Linked DNA regions of Homo sapiens: region 1 is linked to region 2. A link is a contact called in ENCODE Hi-C or POLR2A ChIA-PET data. All regions are on one chromosome and are shown on one strand. Each heading gives the region's core, a stretch centred on a gene start or an enhancer-like site at or near the end of the contact. The rest is flanking DNA. Distances are from core to core; before and after follow the strand shown.

What was found. Hi-C counts contacts between places; a loop is a spot of excess contacts on that map. ChIA-PET counts read pairs that join two places held with the same protein, here RNA polymerase II (POLR2A). Pooled maps may share reads with other maps.
Region 1: a loop to region 2 is called in a pooled map, with 5 times the contacts of the local background. The contact joins two enhancer-like sites. A Hi-C loop is called at or near these places in 3 of 37 single-sample maps with no recorded cell type and 3 of 50 pooled maps. POLR2A ChIA-PET finds 5 or more read pairs at or near these places in 1 of 52 experiments (naive thymus-derived CD8-positive, alpha-beta T cell).

Annotation. Positions count from the first base shown.
Region 1 is chr5:149,605,219-149,607,949 of GRCh38, reverse strand. The region is part of intron 3 of ARHGEF37 (Rho guanine nucleotide exchange factor 37); the gene reads right to left. It also overlaps the pseudogene RNU6-588P. Among named protein-coding and RNA genes, the nearest start is that of ARHGEF37, 25 kb to the right of the region's middle. RefSeq lists an enhancer at 1,557-1,696. Within about 2 kb of position 1,419, at least 13 of the 41 ENCODE cell types and tissues checked have a DNase peak (open chromatin) inside an H3K27ac peak, as active enhancers do.
Region 2 is chr5:149,679,467-149,682,166 of GRCh38, reverse strand. No RefSeq gene overlaps it. Among named protein-coding and RNA genes, the nearest start is that of PPARGC1B, 49 kb to the left of the region's middle. RefSeq lists enhancers at 1,354-1,403, 1,494-1,813. Within about 2 kb of position 1,311, at least 10 of the 41 ENCODE cell types and tissues checked have a DNase peak (open chromatin) inside an H3K27ac peak, as active enhancers do.

The DNA of each region.
Region 1 (2,731 bases), core at 170-2,669, 74 kb after region 2:
AAAAATACAAAAAAAATTTGCCAGGCATGGTGGCGGGCACCTGTAGTCCCAGCTACTCGGGAGGCTGAGGCAGGAGAATGGCGTGAACCCAGGAGGCGGAGCTTGCAGTAAGCTGAGATCGTGCCACTGCACTCACTCCAGCCTGGGTGACAGAGCAAGACTCCATCTCAAAAAAAAAAAAAAAAAAAAAAAAAGAAGTTTCTTTATAATTCTCCCCACCGTTGAGAATGTACTTTGTGAGATCCACCCCCTGCCCCCAAAACATTGCTCTTAACTCCACCGCCTATCCCAAAACCTGTAAGAACCAATGATAATCCCACCACCCTTTGCTGACTCCTTTTTCGGACTCAGCCCGCCTGCACCCAGGTGAAATAAAGAGCCTTGTTGCTCACACAAATCCTGTTTGGTGGTCTCTTCACATGGATGCGTGAGACAATACACATATGATAAGTGCCATGAATTAAAACGGAGCCAAATAAAGAGTTAGAAAATGGTGGGGGATGTACTTGGGGAAGGCCTTTCGCAAGATGTGAATGTCTACCAGAGAGGCAGAGGTAACTAGTCCTGGGAACAAGCAAGGGAAGAGCAGCACCAAGTATTAGGGAAGGACACCTGCAGAGGCCCTGAGGCAGGACAGTGCTGGCCACAAGGGCAACAGCAAGAAGGCAAGTGTGGCTGGAGTAGGTGAACAAGGGCATAAAGTAGAGGAAATAAATCTCCAGGTGGATGGTGTCAAAAAATAAAACAGGTTGGGTGCTATGGCTCATGCCTGAAATCCCAGCATTCTGGGAGGCCAAGGCGGGTGGATCACTTGAGGCCAGGAGTTTGAGACCAGCCTGGCCAACATAGCGAAACCCCGTCTCTACTAAAAAAATACAAAAATTAGCCAGGAGTGGTGGCAGGTGCCTCAGGAGGCTGAGGCAGGAGAACTGCTTGAACCCTGGAGGCAGAGGTAGCAGTGAGCTGAGATTGCACCACTGCACTCCAGCCTGGGCGACAGAGCAAGACTGTCTCAAAAAATCAATTAATTAAAAAATAAAAATAAAGTAGAGGAAATAAGCAGGAAACAGAAGCCAGATCATGTAGGGTCTTAAAGTAAGTGGAGTGCAGTAAGGGATTCAGGTTTTATTCTGATGGTTGCAGGAAGCAACTGGAGGCCTTTGAGCAACGGTGACATGATCTGATTTCTGCTTAAAAGGATCACACTGGTGCTCAATTTTAGCATCATATACGCTAAAGTTGGAACAATATAGAGATTAGCATGGCGCCTCTGCAAAAATGACATGCAAATTTGCGAAGCGTTCCATACTTTCAAATCAGAAACTAATGAGATTAGTTACCTACAGAGGGTGGACGGACTTGAGAGGAAGTGGTGAGGGTGAAGAAAAATATATTAACCACAAGAAGGCAGGTGGGGAACCAGGGACCACAGGAAGCCCAGCTGACCCTACTGCCTGCCAAAGCCATGGGCTAGACCTGTGACCCAGACAAGGTCTGTGTTGGGACACATCAGCTGGTGGCCAGAGGTGCATGGTCCAGTTCTCAGCAAAGATCCCCATGGGGAGATCGCAGTCCCAGGGCCTACCCTTTCCCGGTGTTGGTTCAGCTGATGCCTAGCAAGAACTCCCAGGAGAAGCCCCTAGAGCCAGACAGAACATGACCACCCGAAACTGCAGCCAGGAAGAAGCTGTGTGAGAGAGAGATCAGCCAACTGCAGAGACGGCCTGGCTAAGAGATAGCTTGGGTGTGGCCGTGAAACCTAGGCCGGTTCCCACAGTCTCCTCAACATGGGTGTGTCCTCAGAAATGAGACAGACATGCCAAGGAAACTGTGTCATACCAGTGTGGCCAGAGGCAAGGGTGTTTCAGTAACTAAAGGATGGAGGAAAGTGAACTCCCACAGAACAGAGTGGTCCAAAGAGGCAAGAATGGCAATTACACCAAAGGAAAGGCTTGTTTCCTCCCTGCTTGTCCTTCTCCAGTCACAGATTAGCAAACAATTTATTCCTAGCATAAAAGGGGATACTCATCTCTAGCTGGGATTAGTTGGAAAGGAGAGAAAGGGAGGCAGCATGGTCAAGACCTAGGGCTCTAGAAGAGCTGGGTTCAAATACTAACTCTGCCTGGTCAAGCTGTGTGACCTTGGGAATGTTACTTAGCCTCTCTGAGCCTCAGAGACGTTTTTGGTAAAATGGAGGTTATTAATAATAATCAACAAGTAACGATGTTATGAGAACTCAAAGAGCTCCTTCAGGTTAAGTACTTGGCATCATTGTTGGCACAGAGATGGATACTATTTTCATGATCATTTTAAGGTGGCAGTAACTGGGACTCAGAAAGGAAAGAGCTTGTGGGTGGCAGGGACTTGTTAGTCAGATTCCAAAGCTCCTGCGGTAACCTAGACCTTCAATGCTCAAATACAGTAGTCACCAGCCACACGTGGCTATTGGGCACTTGAAATATGATGAACCCCAAATGCGATGTGCTGTCAGTGTAAAAGATACTGGATTTCAAAGACTTCATACAAAACAAAAGTAATGAATGATGAATGTTTATACTGATTACATGTTAAAATATTATTTTGGATCTATTGAGTTAAATAAAAGATATCATTAAAATTAATTCCAGTTGCTTCTTTAATTTTCTTAATGTAGCTACTTGAAAATTTAAAAAATTTGCAGCTAACGTTATATTTCTTTTTTTCTTTTCTTTTTTTTTTTTTTTGAGATGCA
Region 2 (2,700 bases), core at 62-2,561:
GGGCTCCATCACTGACTATGTGTGTGCAAATGGCAGCAACTTAATCTCCCCAGGTCTCATTTTTCCCACCTGTAAAATGGGTATGAAACTATAACATGCGTTGTTGTGAGGATTAAGGGAGATAATCCACATAAAGTCATGACCACAATGCCTGGTACATCAGCAGTGCTCCATGCATGGTAGCTAGTGTTGTTATTATTGTTCTTATTAATATTTTCAGAGGCACCAGGGTCCTTGACCCTGGAGGTGCAGTCTCTTTATGGCTAAATATGGAGTTAACACAGAGCCAGGGAGGGTCTCCCAGCCCCTGGATTCCTAGAGACAAAAGTCTGGGCAATTACTCGATTGGAACATTCCATGAATCCATCAAGTAAGTTTTGGAAGTGGACTTGTGTTTGTTAGTGACACAGACAGAAGAGTGGAGGACAGCTAAGACCCAAGAAGATTTCTTAGATGACAGATGTGTGCTGCTAGTTGACATCGGCTCCCACTCCCCACCCCGCCTTCCACCCCAAAAACTGGACTCTCTTCCAAAGGATTCCAGCGATGCTCTCGGTAAGGAGAACCCCACTAAGTATTCTCTGGGCTGAGGAGTCACGGGTTCTGCCTTCCCAGAAAAGCACCTTTGCTCCACTGGGAGAATGCCTTTGGACTGATAAAGACTCTCTGAGTCCAGTTATGGGTAGGAATACTGCAAGGAGGTGAAGCTATTTTTTGCCACATGCTCTATCTCTCCAGCAGGCACAGTGACATTGCCCAGGATCCAAATAGCCCTAGCTGTAGAAGGTCATGGAGTTGAAGGCTAGAAGGCTTGGCTCTTCCAGAGCCAGGGTGGGGGGTGGGGGGACTATTTGCATCACCACTTGGGGGAGTCCTAAGACCTTTAGCTGTCCCCCCACCTTCCGTCCCCTCGCCCCAGCCTCAACCCACTGTCCACAGGACTCCTGTGGAACCCATTCCCCCCTGGGCCCAGAGTCTGGTGGCAACTGTTTATTTTTAGCCTTTGATTCCCCAAGAATGCAAGAGTGGGTGCTTGTGGAGCAGGGGAGGGAGGAGGGAGGAGGAAGAGGAACTTCAGGGCTTGGAGGGCCAAGGAGGACATAGCCCAGCCCAAGCCCAATTTCAACCCTGTGACAGCCTGTGGCAGGGTCAGGGCCAAGTCCTCGCCCTTCTTGGCCCACCCAGCTCAGGACCAGGTTGGGCTTATGCCTCCCTGTTCCCCTTTTCTTCTTCTCTGAAGGCCCTAGAGACTCATGGGCTTTCCGTTCCTCTTTTGAGCCACCCCCATGCTCTCAGTCCTCTGGAGTTCTCATTCTCAGCCACAGTGGGTGCATCACAGGACTCCTCAACACTTCCCTTCCTCCTGCCTCTGAAAAGACATCTCCCCAGCCCATCTCCTTTTGCCTGCCTGGCACTATAGTAGGCACTTAATACATATGGGTAGACAGAGGCTGTGTTTCATTGCTTCTTCCCATAGGCAGAAGGCCTGAATAATGGAAGAACCAATAAGAGGAAGTTACAAAGGTTTAGAAACTCTTACCAAACCCTTAAGTCATTGTCCCTGACTGCCTGTTTCCTGAGAAGTTCCCTGGCACCCCCAGGGCTCATCTTTGCCTCTGTGATCCTGAAGGAGATGCATTTATTCTTCCTTCCTCTTCCATTCTACCTTCAGCCTTTCCTTGGTCCTTCTCTCCAGGATACCTAGGCCCTGCCCCACAGCCTACATGAGAGTCTGCCAAAAGGGAAATGGGCAGGTCGTGCTGGCTGAAATCCTGGCTCCAAGACACACGAGCCGCGTGACCTAGGGCAAGCTGCCCTGGCCCCTGCAAGAGATCATACAGCTCTCTTGGGGGTTGCTGTGAGGTCTTGGAAGAATGTGCATAAAATGGCTGGCAAACAGTAGGTGCACAATGAGTGGTTGTTATTGTTATCATTTAATAAAGAGTGCAGAAAAACAAGCCTTCTTTTTTAACATCTACTTTCACTCTATACCTGATCATTCTTCATGTTGGTATCATGCCTTAATATGTTACAAAGCACTTTCTCCTCCATTAGCTCAGCTGATCTCCACACAACACCTTGAGAAGGGCCAAGTCATTGTTGTGGGATTTTTGTCCCCACTATACCGATAAAGATATTCAGGCTCCAGGGAGATGTAGAACTGTCTTGCTCATCATTGTGTGGACAGCACCTAAAGCAGGGCCTGGTCCACCGCAGGTGCTCAAAACAGAACCGAGCAAAATCCTGTTGAAGAAATGGCCTATACAATGTCACCCTACAGCCACCTACCCTTTCCTCATCAGTAAAATGGGAATTAACACTGCAGGACATCAAGTTACGACTCTAGAATTCAGCTACATGTTAACAGGCGGCAGGGGGTGAGGCATGTGTATCCACACCCTCTCCCCTTCTTCCCAGAAGGGAGACTGCCTTGGTCTTTCAGGAGAATAATTGGGAAATGCCTTTGACAGGAAGATGGGTATAGCTCATTCCCTGAAGATCCTCAGAACAGACCATCCCTGTCCTTGCGTCCTGGTATTTTGGTTTCTTCAGCTGGGAGCTGAATTTACGAGAGAGAAGAGGGGCCTGAGTGTGTGCAGTCATGGGAAGCAAATTCCAAGGAAGAGGGAAGGGTTCCAGAGTAGAAATTATGATTCCCTCTAATATTGACACCTTGGGGAAAAAGATTCTGTTGCATTT